Regions from separate parts of the Homo sapiens genome. Here region 1 is linked to region 2. A link is a loop called in an ENCODE intact Hi-C map of the cell type or tissue named here. Cell type or tissue: mammary epithelial cell. All regions are shown on one strand.

Region 1 (8,000 bases), 1.7 Mb before region 2:
AGTTTGGCAGAAAGAAGTGATAAACATCATGGAACTGTGTCACTGCATGGGGGTTGTGGAGCAAAGATTTTAGAGAAATTTTCAGTTCCAATACTAAATTTTTCACTAAATTGCAAACAAAATTGGCTTAGCTGAATGCGTTATGGTGTGCATATACAGTGGAATAGCATGTAGCCCTTCGACAAGAGGACATTTAATGATATGGAGAAATGCCCACAGGCGTTTTGTTCAAAATAAAATGTTTAAAATAAAACTTAAAAAATCGAAGTTTCTAAAATATGAGTCAATATTTTTTCTTATCTTTGGATGTATTCATAAGGAAAACATCTATAAAAATACCTCAAAATATTAGTATTTGCTAATAGGTTGTTTTATTGACCAGTAAAATAATTGATAGTTGCTGCTTTTTGCTTCAGAAACATAATGAGTCAATGCTATTCATAAATGTTTGTATTATTTAAAATACTCCTCTCACATCTTAAATACATGTGTGTGAGCTGCGAACATGGCTTTCTTTATCTGTGCATACTTACACAATACTTATCAGGTGGAAGAGTGTCTGATATTTGTTAAATGAAATGTTTTTGGGAAAGTAATTACACAATTTTGTTTTTCTGTAAAGGGGAAAGAATTGGAGAATGTGACAAACAACATCACTTAATGGTGCCTGGAATGCTTTCTTGTTTGGGTATATTTGTCATGGCTTTACTTTTATTTAACTGGAGATACTGAATTTGTATCCTGACTTTTGCGAGGTTAATTTCAGTTATTAATTAATGTTACTGAGCGTATTCTGCTATGCACTCGCTCTCTGCTTTCAGTTCAGTATTTTATCTACAAATTAGACAAGGATCTCATACTAGAGTTCAACTTGGAGTTCCAACATGCCCTGACATAAACATTGAAAAGCCTTAAACATTAAAGAATTTGGTTGTCTTGTCTATTTTGGCCATGGAAACTGCTGGAAGATATCAATTCTACAAGCATATGCAAAAATGCTCAACATCACTAATCATTAGAGAAATAAAAATCAAAACCACATGTGATACCATCTCAGAATAGTCATGATGGGTTTTTTAGAGTCAAAAAATAACAGATGCTGGTGAAGCCAGGTTGCAAAGAAAAGGGAACACTTTCTTATACACTGCTGGTGGGAACATAAATGATCTCAGCCATTGTGGAAAGCAGTTCAGCGATTTCTCAAAGAACTTAAAACTGAGCCACCATTTGATCCAGTAATCCCATTACTGTGTATATACCAAAAGGAATATACATTATTCTACCATAAAGACACATGCATGTTTATGTTGATCGCAGCACTATTCACAATAGCAGACATGGAATCAACCTAAATCCCCATCAATGGTAGAGTGGATAAAGAAAATGTAGTACAGATACACCATGAAATACTATGCAGCCATAAAAAAGAATGAGATCATATCTTTTACAGCAACATGGATGGAGCTGGAGGCCATTATGCTGAGTGAATGAATGCAAAATCAGAAAACCAAATATCAAGTGTTCTTATAATTGGGAGCTAAACATAGAGTACACATGAACACAAAGAAAGGAACGATAGAGCATGTGGTCAACTCAAGGGTGGAGTTGGGTGGAAAGGGTGAAGATCATAAAACTACCTATTGGGTTCCGTGCTTATTACCTGCATGACAAACCTGTATGACCTGTACACCAAACCCCTGTGACACACGATTTACCTATATAACTAATTTGCACATGTGCCTCTGAACCTACAATAAAGTTAAAGATACCTGTTTTATATACATTTTTGGATAGCTAATTAAAATACTCTTCTAATTTTGTGGTTTCTTCTCAATTTCACATCTGTATCGCCCCTTCAGAGACACCTCACATTCTTCTTGTTATCACAATTCTCTGCATTGTTTTTGCACATCCTCCACCATCTCTTTTACTGTGATTCTTTCTTTGTGTCTTAGTATCTTTCAGCCCTTCTCAGGCAGTTGGTGCAGCAAACGTCATGAATATCAGTGGCCCATATTCATTAATTTGGGACATCATTTCTTTTGTCTTTAAGATATTTCTATTGTGTTTTGTTGTTATTATGGTATCTTTATGTAATCACTATGCTACTGAAAGTAAGAGTTTAATTTGTTAAATGCTAGCTGGCTTTATTGTATATGAATGAATAGATTGAAAATATCATGTGTCTGGCTCCTTTCTTCCTTCACTTTTTCCTTCTTTCTCTTTCAATCCACAAACATTAAACCGTGCAGTTGTTAAAAAAACCAGATGCCAAAGCTAAACTGATAGTGTTTAAATCCAAACTGTGCTCCTAGTAACTGTGATCTTGGATAAATTCCTTAATTTCTCTGAGTCTCAATTTTCTCATGTATAAAATAAGAATAATTACAGCAGTTGTGGCAGCTAGAATAATGACTCCCTAAAGATGCTCATGTCCTAATCATCAGAACCTGTGTGCTACTTCACATGGCAGAAGGGATTTTGCAGATGTGACTAAGCATCATTAGAAAGGGAGGTAATCCTTAAAAGAGAAATAGAGAGGAAGGAGAGTCAGAGCAGAAGATGTAATGGAGGCAGATAACCAGAGTGATATAGCATGATAAATACGTGACCGGCTATGGATGACTTTGAAGATGGAGAAATTGAGCCTGAGCCAAAAATGTGGGTGGCTTCTGGAAGCTGGAAAAGGCAAGGAAATTGATGCTCCTTTCTTCCTTGCAGAAAAAACACAGCCATGCTGACACTTTGATTTTATCTCAGTGAGAGCCATTTTGGAATCCTGGCCTCTGGAAGTATAGGACAGTAAATCTGTGTTAAGCCACCAAGTGTGTAATAATTTGTCATAGCAGTAATAAATGACTGTTATAGTAGGACTTCTAGAAAATATGAGAGTTAATATTAGTAAAACAATTCAAAGAATATCTTGCTTATAATAAGCTATACAGATACGTTTTTGTAAAATACATAAGTAATATAACTAAAGAAATAAGTATTGAGAAGTATTGAGTGTCTTCTACAAGCACTTTACCCACAGGTAGACAGAAAATATGTATAAAGAATTGGCCCTCCACATATTGCGTGTGTGTGTGTGTGTGTGTGTGTGTGTGTGTGTGTAATAGCTCCTGAGGTACCGAGGGGTTTGGCACATCCGTGTACAAAATGACAGGCACATGCAGTAGGTACCATCTGTAGTTGCTTTAATGATGCTCTTCTAGTACTTTTAGATATAATTCTGTGAACATAATGCTCACCTCTGAATGGTTAAATACTGAGAAAGAAGAAAGCTTTCAGATCTTTCTATAAAACAGTACTTTCAGTTCAGAGAGCTGGTTTCAGTTCAAAAACCCCCAATTTAGTTTTAGAGAAAATCCCCAAAGTATCAGTGTACACAGAAGTGCTTGAATAGAAAAAAAGCCTTGACTTCTGAGAGGAAGTAAAAACTGCACTTGAATAATCACCAATCCTCTCAGAAAAGTCTGCAGAGAAAACCTGATGCAGCTGGCCCACTTAGGATCGACTTTTCAGGTGTTCTTCTTCAGTGAATAGGTTGCAGATGTCAGTATAATCACAGCAGATGGCTATCCCTCTTAGTTCTCAGAGAGCGGTGCTCTGAAACTCCCTCTCTGCCAGTTGGGCTGACTCAGTACTTTTGTGACTCCAATTACTATAGCCGTGCAATGCCAAACCACATGCCTGACTCTTGGGAGAGGAGCTGTTGTTCTCTTCCCTGACCTGCTTGAATGACAACCTAGAAACACAGACATGAAACATGCCTCAAGAGATACGAAAAAATTACTTCAAACACCCACAGCCCAGAAACAGATTAGGAAAAACTGCAGTTCTTGGGGGTTCCCTTTGGAGAGATGATCAAGGAGATTATCTCTATTCTCAGAATACATAGTATTTTTCAGGACATCAATAATTTAGGGAAACTGAAACCCTGCTAGATCATCATTATATATTTTTCAGAAAGATCTATCTATATGTTTTACTATAAGTACAGTTTGACTTCCAGAAAATAGAAAAAAAAATCTTCAGTTTTCCAGTACTAAAACTAAAGAAAAAAACTCAAAAAGTATTTTATTTGCATTTTAGAGAAAACCTGTGTGTATCACTAATTTATTAAGTATGTAATTTTTACTAAGCACTGTTCTACATGCATCATTTTAATCATCGTAACTTGCTCAAATATGTTGATTCAATGGTGTGTACCTCATAGATAGGAATTTCAAGATATATGTAAAAACTGTTTGAGGATAAACACAAGTCCAGATTTGTCTAACTCCAAAGCCTTTGCTAGTAGCAATTCAACAATTCTGTCTTTAAGAGCCTTTTCTGGGGACAGTATGATTATCCAAAAACACACAGGGCAAAATTTCAAATAGGAAGGAAAAATTCACACAAACACATACACCTATGTGTCTACTCCTAAGAGTCTGGTATTTCATATTTTCTCTGTGACCTTATCTGTTACATCTCTGGATATTGAACTTGACTGTGCACAGCTGCTTTACTAAATATTAAAAACCCAGAGGAAGCACAGAGAAGCTTGCACCACAGAGGGCCCAACAGTGCCTTTATCAGAAGGCCATAGTACTAAATCAATGTAACCAAAATGTACTTTCATCTCAAAGTGCTCAAATCAGAGAAGTTACTTGAAAAATGCAACACATTTATCTTCCAGACAACAGATTCCTGGTGGGTTACTCCTCCATTCTCCCTAATCTGTGTGATTTCAGTCCACCAGGGGGTGCCAGAGCAACAAGGAGAGCAGTGCAATTCCAAGGAAGGGGACATAGATTTTCTTCTAAATATGACTGATCCATGAAGAAAAGTGTCTCCTATTGGCAAATTCCTGATAAACTGATACTTTACAAAAGTCCATGGTTTTTATTTTAGTTAAGGGAAAATAAATCTATTTTATATATTCATGTGCTATTTATGTATATAGATAGTTCTACAACTTTGTTTATCTGTTAGAATATTTTTTCCTGCCAAATTTGTCAGACTTATTATCAAGAGGTAATTCATTTCGCTTTCTGCCTTTTTTTTTGCCGTTTAATATGGCTCCTAACAGAAAAGCAGAAAAGGTCTGCTAAAATGATGGGAGGCATATAGTAAAATTGGCTACATAACAATAGAGGTAGTGGTGTTTGGGGGAAAAAAAAGCGTTTTTAGAAAATATGTAAACTTCTTAGAACTCCACAAAGTAGATACTACTTATAATAGTATTGCTAAGAAATTTTATAAAGTGAAAGTTCTCATTTCATGTATCTCATTGCACCACTGATTTTTTAAATATGGTTTCTGTTTTTATCCTTTTTTGTGTATATTTGTGGAAGTGTACGTGTGTCACATGTCTGTCATATAATATATGTAGCATATATATTTTATAACAATAGATTTATACTATGCGTGTATGTATAATTTGCACAGTTTCTTTTTATTCACTTCATATATCATGAACATCTTTCTACATTAGGACATAAATAACAAGTTCGTTTTTTCCATAGCTTTATGAAGGGATAATTGACAAATAAAAATTTGTCAGACTGTACTACCCCACTTTAGGTTAATTGCAACTACTTCATGTTAATTCTTTTATTTTACCTGACTTTAGAGCAGTGGTCCCCAAACTTTAATCTGCATATGGATCACCTGGGTATCTTATAAAAATAATAAACTAGAGCTGTCTAATTTTACAGGTAAAGCTATGCCAAGAATTCACTGTTTTTATTATAATGCATTTGATTTTAGCACACTGGTGACAAATGGCTCAAAGAAGAAAAAAAATATATTGTAAAGAAACACACACAGCAAGCCTCAGGAAATGTATGATCCAGGGCAACTGTGAGGGGTTCAGCCTAAGAAATTCTTAGACCTTCACTGTGGTATTTTGTCACTAATCAGAACTTATTTACAATTTACTAAATCAGTATGCTTGTGCTATCCAGTTCAACATCCCAAATGAAGTAACTATATTGTTTGTTGACTGGCAATTAAATAATTTTCCATGGGCCAGATGGTCACATTTGAGACAATAAGCTATGATTATGGAAAGGGGGTTCACGAGGTATGACATTAATCTCAGATCCATTCTTTTAATCAAGCACACATAGGTTTCAATTCTTAAAGGATAAATTATGGGCAGAAGGAGCAAAACAAAATGCATTTCATATAAATTTTCTTCTTGTTGTTTTGTTTGGTTTTGTTTTGTTTTCTAGTAGCAACTTTGTTTAGCATTCCGTAGGTTGCTACAGTAAAAATGAGCATGGTGCAGATTGCTATGGCAGGAAACTACTATAAAGCAGACTAACCTGGCAGTGTGGTTTTGGGCACATGATCTCAGCTAAAACTATGGCACTGAGAGTCAATATGGAGCTGAAGTTAATTGAGAAGACTAGAATCCTTTTGGAGAAAATAGAGTAATCCCAAAATTCCTACAAGGTTTCCAGGTAGCTTCATGGGAATCTCATGATAAGATAAAAGAGAATAAATTATAGCACATTAAAACTTCCCCCCAAATTTTAGAGTTAACTAATCCACTTCATTGAGCCCTAAACTTATTATGTACTATTAGTTTTGAATTTCAACTTTTATTTTAGATATAAGGGCCACAGGTGTAGGTTTGTTACATAGGTATACTGCACCCAGGTAGTAAGAATAGTACTCAATAGGTAGCTTTTCAGCCCATGCCCCACATCATCCCTCCTGCCACTGGTGGTCCATAGTGTCTGTTGTTTCCAGGTTTATGTTCATATGTGCTCAATCTTTAGCTCCCACTTATAAGTGAGAACATGCAATATTTAGTTTTATGTTCCTGTGTTCACTTAAAATTATGGCCTTCAGCTCCATCCATGTTGCTGCAAAGGATACGATTTCATTCTTTTTTATGACTGAATAGTATTCCATTGTGTATAAATATCACATTTTCTTTATCCAACAGACCATTACTAGGCATCTAGGTTGATTCCATGTCTTTGCTATTGTGAATAGCACAGTAAGAAGCATATGAGTTCATGTGCCTTTTGGGTATAATGATCTATGTTCCTTTGGGTCAAATTGGTGGCTCTGTTTTAATTTTTTTGAGAAACCTCCTAACTGCTTTCCACAGTGGCTAAACTAATTTATACTCCCACAAACCATGTGTAAGTTTTCCTTTTCCTCTGCAGCCTCACCAGCATTTGTTGTTTTTTAACTTTTTAATAATAGCCATTTTGACTGGTGTGAGATAGTATCTCATTGTGCTTTTGATTTGCATTTCTCTGCTGATTATTGATGATGAGCATTTTTTTCATGTTTGTTGACCACTTGTAGGTCTTCTTTTAAGAAGTGTCTGTTCATGTCCTTTGCCCATTTTTTAAGTGAGGTTATTTGTTTTTTGCTTGTTCACTTAAGTTGCTTACAGATTCTGCCTATTAGATCTTTGTCAGATGCATATGTGGTGAGTATTTTGTCCTATTCTGTAAGTTGTCTGTTCACTCTCAGTTTCTTTTGCTGTGCAGAAGCCCTTTAGTTAGGTTTCAATTGTCAATTTTTGATTTTGTTGCAATTGTTTCTGGGGACTTAGCCAAAAATTCTTTCCCAAGGTTAATGTCCAGAATGGTATTTCCTAGGTAGGATTTTTGCATATGGTGAATGGTAGGGGTCCAGTTTCATTCTTCTGCATATGGCTAGGCCATTATCCCAACACCCCTGGGAAAGAGAGTCCTTTCCCCGTTGCTTGTTTTTCTCAGCCTTGTAGTTGATCAGATGGTTTTAAATGTGTGGCTTTATTTTTGAGATTTTTATTCTGTTTTGCTGGTCTGTGTGTCTGTTTTTATACCAGTACCATGCTGTTTTGGTTAATACAGCCTTATATTAAAGCTATATTAGTTTGAACATATAGTTTGAAATTGGGTAGTTTGATGCCTCTGGCTTTGTTCTTCTTGTTTACAGTTGCTTGGGCTATTTGACCTCATTTTTGGTCCCCTATGAATTTTAGAGTAGCTTTTTCTAAT
Region 2 (8,000 bases):
TTCTCAAGGGCTGAAAAAAATATTAGTGGGAAGAATCAAAGCTGAAGCAATACTAGCTCACTGATATTGAAAACACTGATTTCACTATTTCACATTCACTTTAATGCCCTTGGGGAGCTTCTATATAAAAGAGCCTAAGTCAAAGTGCTCTTTAAAATAAGACCAAAACTTGAGAAACACCGTAAGATTCAATTTTTCCTAATTTTTTAAAGGCAGAATTAGAGAAAAAAAATTTTCATAAACACTAGAGAAGAGTGCCAAAGTTTTATGGTGTAGTTTTCTTAAAAAGCGTTTAAGTTGCCTAAGGCTTATATAAAGATTATCAAAACTCTATTCAAGTTTGTTTCTCTGCATAATAGTGCTGAGATGCTTCTCTGGTAATAAACTTGCTTTAAGATCCTTGGGATCAATACATAGTTGAAATGTTGGGAATATTTCAAAGCATGATAATCAAAAGAAAGACACTGACTAGAAGAAACATTAAATAAATTAATTGAATGTATGCAGAAAAAGTAACTGAGAAGAGATTATAGTCAACTTTATAACTAAATAACATAATGAATTTGTGTCTATAAAGTCTTTCAACAACAAAAATTGTTGTTGGATTGCTAAACCTAACAGTTACTATGACTGCAAAAGCACAGTTCAGTGGGAGAGAAGGGTATATTCTTGCATTAATCTTATGTAGGGCGTATGGTCCCAGTATATTTCACAAAACCCTGAAATACCATGGAAAATTCAATTGCTGTGTACTTATTTTATCCATCCACAGAGCCCATTCAATAGAACCAGTAGCATTCTCAAGCACAGCTTGAGAAACCAAAAGTCAGAGGGTTCTATGATTTTTCCAGGGTTACATAATTAAAAGTGCCAAGATTAAAGGTAGGTTTCATTCTTTCCAGTGTAGCCCAAAACAATAAACACCTTTGCTGATGCTTAGTTGAATAGTGCTTTTTAGTCTTAATTTGCCAACTCAATTTTTCATTCTTTTAAAATGTGCATTAATACTTTGAAGCGACAAGTAATATTAGTGATGCTCACCCACTACTTTAACAAGTAGAAGGCCATACAGATTAAGAAAACAAAAGAATATATTTGACTATAAAAATATCTAATCTCTGAGCAATTTTAGATGCTTTGTCCACAAAAAGTGGGTATAATTTTATTGGATGATTCAGATCAGGCCTTTATAATTATTTAAGCGTTTATTCATAAGGAAAAGATTCTACCCTTAAAATATCTGAAAGGCTTTTTTCACATTAGTTAGTCTTGCATTCAACAAATATTTTTGAGCACCTACTCTGTGTCCGATAGTAAACAAAGAATTGAAGAAAAAAAGACAAATTTTCCTTACATTCATTTGCACTAGGGCGAAGGTATACAGAAAGTAAACAGTATCTATAAGTAAAATATACATTATATGGTGATAATTAGAATGAAATAAAATAAAAGAAAGACAATAAGAAACTTTGGAAGAAGATGCTGCAATTTTAAATAAGGGCAAATCTTAATGGGAATGAGATATTTATTTGAAGAACTAAAGGAGTCAGCAAAATGGGTTATACCACATATGAGCAAAGAAATACCTAGGGAAGTAAACAACAAACACAGAAGTCCTGAGGATGGGGTGTGCCTGATATGTCCTGGAAGAAAGGAGGAGAGGATGGAGGAGTGTTAGGAGATGAGATGGAGAGTTAGGGATGAGGAGCAGCAGGCCACATCATCCAGAGTCTTAGAGCCCATTTTAGTGAATGTGGATTTTACTCTAAATGCGATAAGAAGTCATCTGATGGTGTAGAGCTGAAGTAACATTACCTGGCTCATTTGAGCGGATTTCTTCAAAATAGACTAAAAGGGTAAGGGCAAAAACAGGAAATAGCTAGACTGCCTCAATAATCTAAACAAGTCATGCTGAATTTGGATTCTAGTAGTTAGAGTGGAGATGAAGTCAGTGGCTAGATGCTGCATAAATTTTGAAGACACAACCATCAGGAGCAGATAAGTGATTACATGAAGATTTTGAGAGAATGACAGGAGTCAAAATTGACTCCAAGTTTTTTGGCTAAAGAATTGAAAGGATGACCATTACATGAGGTGGTTAAAGATAAAGGCCTATTATTTAGGCTCTGAGTGCTTCTTGCCTATAGTAATATTTAGGATAACCTGGCTTTTTGTTTCTTGACATTTATTTTTCTTATTTGTTGGTTTAGCTCCAAGTTATTTTAAAACATCTTGTGCATTACATCATATAAATAATAAATATCTTCATTCTCTTCACATTTCTTCAATATGGTCATACAATAAATGAATAATGATATTTTAACTTGTATTTTTGTCTGCAGTTTGAAAAGATTGGTAATTTTAGGCTCACTGAAGAATCAGCCCCTTTCCACCACGCCTGCCTTTTTTCCTTTATTTTAGCCATTGACTTAGCAATTTTTAGAGAGGAGTGAAATGTTAACTGGCCAATTTTAAGTTTCCTGAAATCTCTAAGGGATAGGATACACAGAGAGATACAGATAGCTCTTAAATAAGTAATAAGCAATATATTTGACTTTTTTTTTCTTGTATTTGTTAAAGGACAATAGTGAGTTTGGGAAACAATGTAATTTTTAAATGGCTCTAGTCATGAACTGGAAGGTAACAAATGACAGAAAGGAAGTTAAGTTAGTACCTACACAATTATTGAATAGCTTAGTCCTTTGATAGAATCATAGAATCTACTTGAACCTCAGCTTTCATAATAATTGCCATGTATTTGTTTTGCTCTTTAAAATAAAAAAATATGAAAATGTGTGCAAAAAACTGAAGATACCTGAAAAATATCAATGTTAGCTTATAACTCCCACTCCAACAGACATGGACCCAACAAGCGAAAAAAGTTTAGATGACTGAAAAAGAAATAGGTGGTACAGTCTATTAGCCTCAAGTATGAACCAGTTATACTTTATTCCTCTTCTTTATGCTTCTTTATTTACCTTTCATAGAAGTTATTTCCATTTCCATTACAAACCATTTAACTAACATCATTTCTACACGTCTAGTGGCAAAACTCTTGCAGCTACAATTTTTACCACAATAATTCGGCCATTAGTAATCATAAAAATGAAGTAAATGTCAGAGAATATTACTACCAGTTGTCTCATTGTACTGAACAACCATGAACATTTGCTGATTTTCATATTTTATCTTAGTTATTTTTAACTTGAAAAACTTGTTTCAGATTATTTTTAAAAATTAACAATGTAAAGAGTGTAGGCAAATTGAATGTACTAAAAAGGCTTGTACATAACATCTGTGTCCAGCACTGTACTTTTAATTGTTGGAGTTAGAACCAAATAGTGTTGTAGTAGATATAGCTAAGCAGAACTCACTGAAACTGAATAATTAAGTGTACTCTTAAAATTTTACTAAATCAGAGAAAAAATTACTAATATGAAAATCAGAAAACAAATGTGACTTTTCTATTTCAATGGAAAATTTAATATTATAGTTTTCAGGCAAACACAAAAATCAAATTTCTTAATTCAATGTTGTTATAGGTAGATATTAGAGGAAAAGTTCTGAAAATATTAAGAAAATTATATGTTGTGCATGCAACTGACCTACTATTATTTTTCTACTGAATATAATGCTAACAGCCAAGTCATATATTTCTCAATAGCAGTGCTTCTAAAAATTTTATAAAGTAGCTTTGATAAAAACAGCCCAAAGAGCCATATAAGATTACTACAATATTTTTCATTTACTGTTTTTAGCTGTAACATTTTTCAGCAATAATATTAATTTCCCAAAATTTTACAAGTTTCAGAGTGTACATGTTTTGCAGCAAATTTAAATCAGGAATATTCAGATTAGTAATTTGAAGTTATATAACTTGAATGCCATCCCTATGACAGGTTGAAACATGTGATCAAAATTTAACCTAACTTTGGCATCTACTATTACATCAAAATTTGTTAACAATAGATATAACATTCAAGAAAAAGTAATCCCTATTATTTGATTATAAGTTTGTCATTTTTTATAGCAAAAGTAATTTACAGGACATCAAGACATCTTTCTCTGAAACTATATTCCTAACAACCAGTCACGGTCCCTTCACAATCTAGCTAGAGCCCATGTTCTAGATTGAGTACCTATTTGTTACTAAAACGCAAAGGATATCTTGGTGAAGTAAGCTATTGTTTGTTATCAATGTACATATTTGAACAATTTAGTTATTTTTTTCAGTTTTAACTTGTCATCTCATTGAAAACAAATCATTTTAATAGAAAATCGTGATACGGATTACCTGAGAGCCCTGCGCAGCAATTAGAACAAATATAGTAGGATTCTTAAGAGGAAAATAAGTAAATGTAAAGGCAAATTCTTATACTTTAAAATTGTATCTAGATCTCACTGTGTCTTTTTCCCACTCTACCTAACATCAGAAGGTAATGCAATCACACACTTTCTTTACTAATGTTTTTGCTTAGTCTAGTTACCCAAACACCAATGTCTGAGACAAAAGATTGTTTGTAAGAGCAGAAATGAGGGACTGGAGAAGTGATCCAGGGTAAGAGAGGAAGCTAATGTACTGGTGCATTACTGACTTAGCCACCACTGTGTATCATCAGTTCTGAATACTGCTGGGACCTGTTGAGGAGCCTTGAGAAAAGTATCTCAGAATTATGCCCCCTAGCGGTAAGAAAGGGAAACATTTATTTGTCACCCTCCCTCATAGATAAAGGATTGTTCCATCGGACATTAACATTTTGGTACTTCCTAGTTGCATGTGTGAAAGACCTGAAGTTCCTACATGAATATGAAGTTCTTACATTATAATGTCAGAGAAAAACCAGGGCAAGAAGAAAGAGGTGCGGAGTATGTGCTTAGCATGAGAAACTCTTAGGTTCTACTCACTCAAAACTAGTTGCCACATCTCTGCTAGTAATGAGATGAGGCCAAGAAGATTTGAAGCGCATTGAAAAGGTATTTTATACAGTCAGCCCTGTGCCTCGCTTAGATATGTAGATAGGTTTATGCTCTCCATTAACCCCGATCCATCTTATAGTACCCTTCAGCCTGATCCAAATTCTATGAGTTTCATAAAAGACAATTATTGTGACTAATTATAATCTCTGTTCCTACAGCTCACTCATAGTCCTTAACTGATATTTCACCATTAACTCTGTTTGTCTTCACCATGTGTTCTAGGTTTTTTGAAACTTTATTTCTTATATCAGCCTATCAAGTGTTTTTACCTGGTTATGTAACAAAATAATAGTCTCTCAAAAATCTAACTCCTCAATTTCCTTGCCCTTTTTGGGCCATGATTGCTGTAAGTACAGGACAGTAAGAGTTAGGATGAATAGACCCATCTTACATTCACTTCTTGATTCCTAGAGGAATGTTTTTCAGGATCTGGTACAACATATCAGTCATTGGCTCAACATATGTACAACATCTTGGAAAACAAAATTCCAAATCTTAGTGGTAGTCCCTGAGCTGGTATCTTAGCTAAGGCTTAATAAAGTCAATCTATGGCTCTATCAACGTAGATGTTTCTGAGTGATGAGATAGATGGGAAGACCCACAGATCCCACAGTCATGTGCATATTGTAGAATCTCCTTTATTACAAATTGAGTTCCTCGTTCCAAAGCAATGTTGTGTAGGTGCCATACTACTAAGTCAGAACTGTGTATCCCCTTATATAATGGTGCTGTCCAATAGCACTTACTACCAATAATGGGGCCTCTGTTGTCATATGTGTAGTAAGTAACAGAGCATCAATATCCTGAGGGTATACTTTCTAGGGCTACTCCCAGTACCAACCCTTTCACCAAAAGCAGAGCCTGGGACAAAGATCTATAGTTACGTAATTTACTTTGGAACACTGGAGAGTTGGAATAAGAAAAGGAAGTAAAACCAATACAAGGAGTTCTTACAGCTAAGGGTGACTCATCACATGATGCCACCAAAACATTCTGAGATGCCTAATAAAATGTACCTTAAAACTATCCACCCAGTGGAAAAACAAGAGAATTAATCCGTGGGCTCCTATCCCCCATTGATAAAGTGCTGCCTCAAGGAATGTCAACTCCCTCACACTTCTAAGTACTGTATGCATGAGGCTCAAAGAATTCCTGTAGGCTTCCCGGCTGGCTTCCTAAACTTTGTCTTCAGAGAAGCCATGGAGCAGGAAATGTGAGGTGCAGAAAATGTAAATAAGGCAAAGTGCAGTCAGGCTATCTTGTGCAAAGCTTGTTGAAGTACACAGAACCAATGCACCATGGCTGGGATACTGAGTGAGGTAGGGGCAAGAAGCTATGAAGCTGGCACAAGGGCTCTTCAGAAGCTCATTGCTCTCCAGTGGTTAAGATGGATGTAGTGAAAGTGAAGGGTCATTCTGTAGTTACTCTATCAATATGACTTTGTCTTCCCCCAAGGTGAATCAAATTGAGCCTTCAATATACCCTACATATATCCAGAATTGTATAACTATAACTTAGGAAGGCATTAACTAATGTACTACTTTAAGACAAAAATAGCATTTAGAAGACATGTCTTTAATACACAGCAATTTGGAGTTATTTTAGGTCCAATGAGAAGACTTTTTCAACTAAAAGTTAGTAGATGACCTTCCTCCAAAAATAATGTAAACTAAGTATGAAAATTGGTTCATCCTCCTTATAAATACTTTCTATCTTCTTGTAAACACCTCAAAGCTAACAACTGGGGGTTGAATGTCATGTAAGAGAAATTCATGTTGTTTAATGTTTTTGCAACACTGGTTTGATGAAATAATTGGTGGCTTTTCTTGTTGTTTTCCCTTTTACATTAAAGTTAGACACATTAAAGGTATAATAATATCTTTTTATTTCATTGGATTTTTATCATAATTATTGGGTGAAATAAGACATTAAACTAGTTAACTGATTTTTGCTGTCCCATAGGCTTATCATTTATTCTGATTTAGTAAAGACATAAGGTGGCTTTATTTCATTTATTAGAGATGGATGTTATTTACCCTTCCATGATGTACCTGGGGCACTGAGATTTGGAATAAGGTGTGCAAATTGAATTATTATCGCAATATAGTTGTCCTTCTGTACACCTTCCTAGGAATATTATAATGTATTTCCTATACTCAGTAACATTAAAACATTTTTATGTAAAAACTTCCTTTTAAGAATAATCAAAATAATATGATTGGAATGCCTACTATGTGCCGTGGACTAAACTAGATTCTGGGAGAAAAATAATAAATACAACTTGGTCCTTTGCCCTAAATGTCTAATAGAAAATTTCTATTCACTTTGTAAAACTTACCATTATCTTTACATTATAATTTCATGACACTATAGACATACACTTTTGTTTTCTCTGACACATGTTCAATTTGAGACTAGTAGGGTAGATTATCTAATTCTTAATAGTGATATTTTCTCCCAGACATATCCAACCAAACTATGCATCATTTTAACCATCCTACAGCCACATTCAAGCAAATACTATATTCTGTGCATATGTCTTTCACTTGTGCCCTTGAATCAATTGGTTTGATTTTATCCTCCCTCTTATTAAAGCAGTACAGGTTCTCATGTTTTATAGCAAGACTATCAGTGTCTTCTTTTCTTGCTCTTATCTTCTATGTTTCTTTCTAATGAACATGATGGCCAATAATTGGGGTGACCATACATCCCAGTTTTCCTGAAACACTCCTAATTTTTCCTATTGCGACAAATGAAAGCAGTCCCTTTCACTCTAAAAAAAAAGATCCAATTAGGGGATAAGTTGCATGGCCATTCTACCTACAATAATACTATGTTCATCTCGGTCACCCTATTCTTTTCAAAGTCTTTCAATGGCTAAGGCAAAAAAAAAATTTAAATAGGATCCAAAACTTTCTGTAATTTTACCAAAATCTATCCTTTAAAAACTTTATTTAACATGTTCTCCTTTTTAAACCTACCTAAATCATTTTCCAAGTTTAATAATTTTGATGGTGAACTCA

The links. Hi-C counts contacts between places; a loop is a spot of excess contacts. Peaks named below come from ENCODE experiments on the same cell type or tissue, not always from the same donor. Only the 100,000 strongest peaks of a DNase experiment are listed, where the experiment ranks them.
Region 1: a loop joins it to region 2, with 18 times the contacts of the local background. A loop is called at or near these places in 2 of 110 quality-filtered maps.

Annotation. Positions count from the first base shown.
Region 1 is chr14:42,219,738-42,227,737 of GRCh38, forward strand. No RefSeq gene overlaps it. Among named protein-coding and RNA genes, the nearest start is that of LRFN5, 620 kb to the left of the region's middle. In mammary epithelial cell, a CTCF peak has its summit at 4,746 (motif pointing right); a DNase peak (open chromatin) is centred at 3,664; H3K27ac peaks cover 293 bases.
Region 2 is chr14:43,890,055-43,898,054 of GRCh38, forward strand. No RefSeq gene overlaps it. Among named protein-coding and RNA genes, the nearest start is that of LINC02307, 490 kb to the right of the region's middle. In mammary epithelial cell, a CTCF peak has its summit at 4,670 (motif pointing left); no DNase peak of the experiment used is centred here.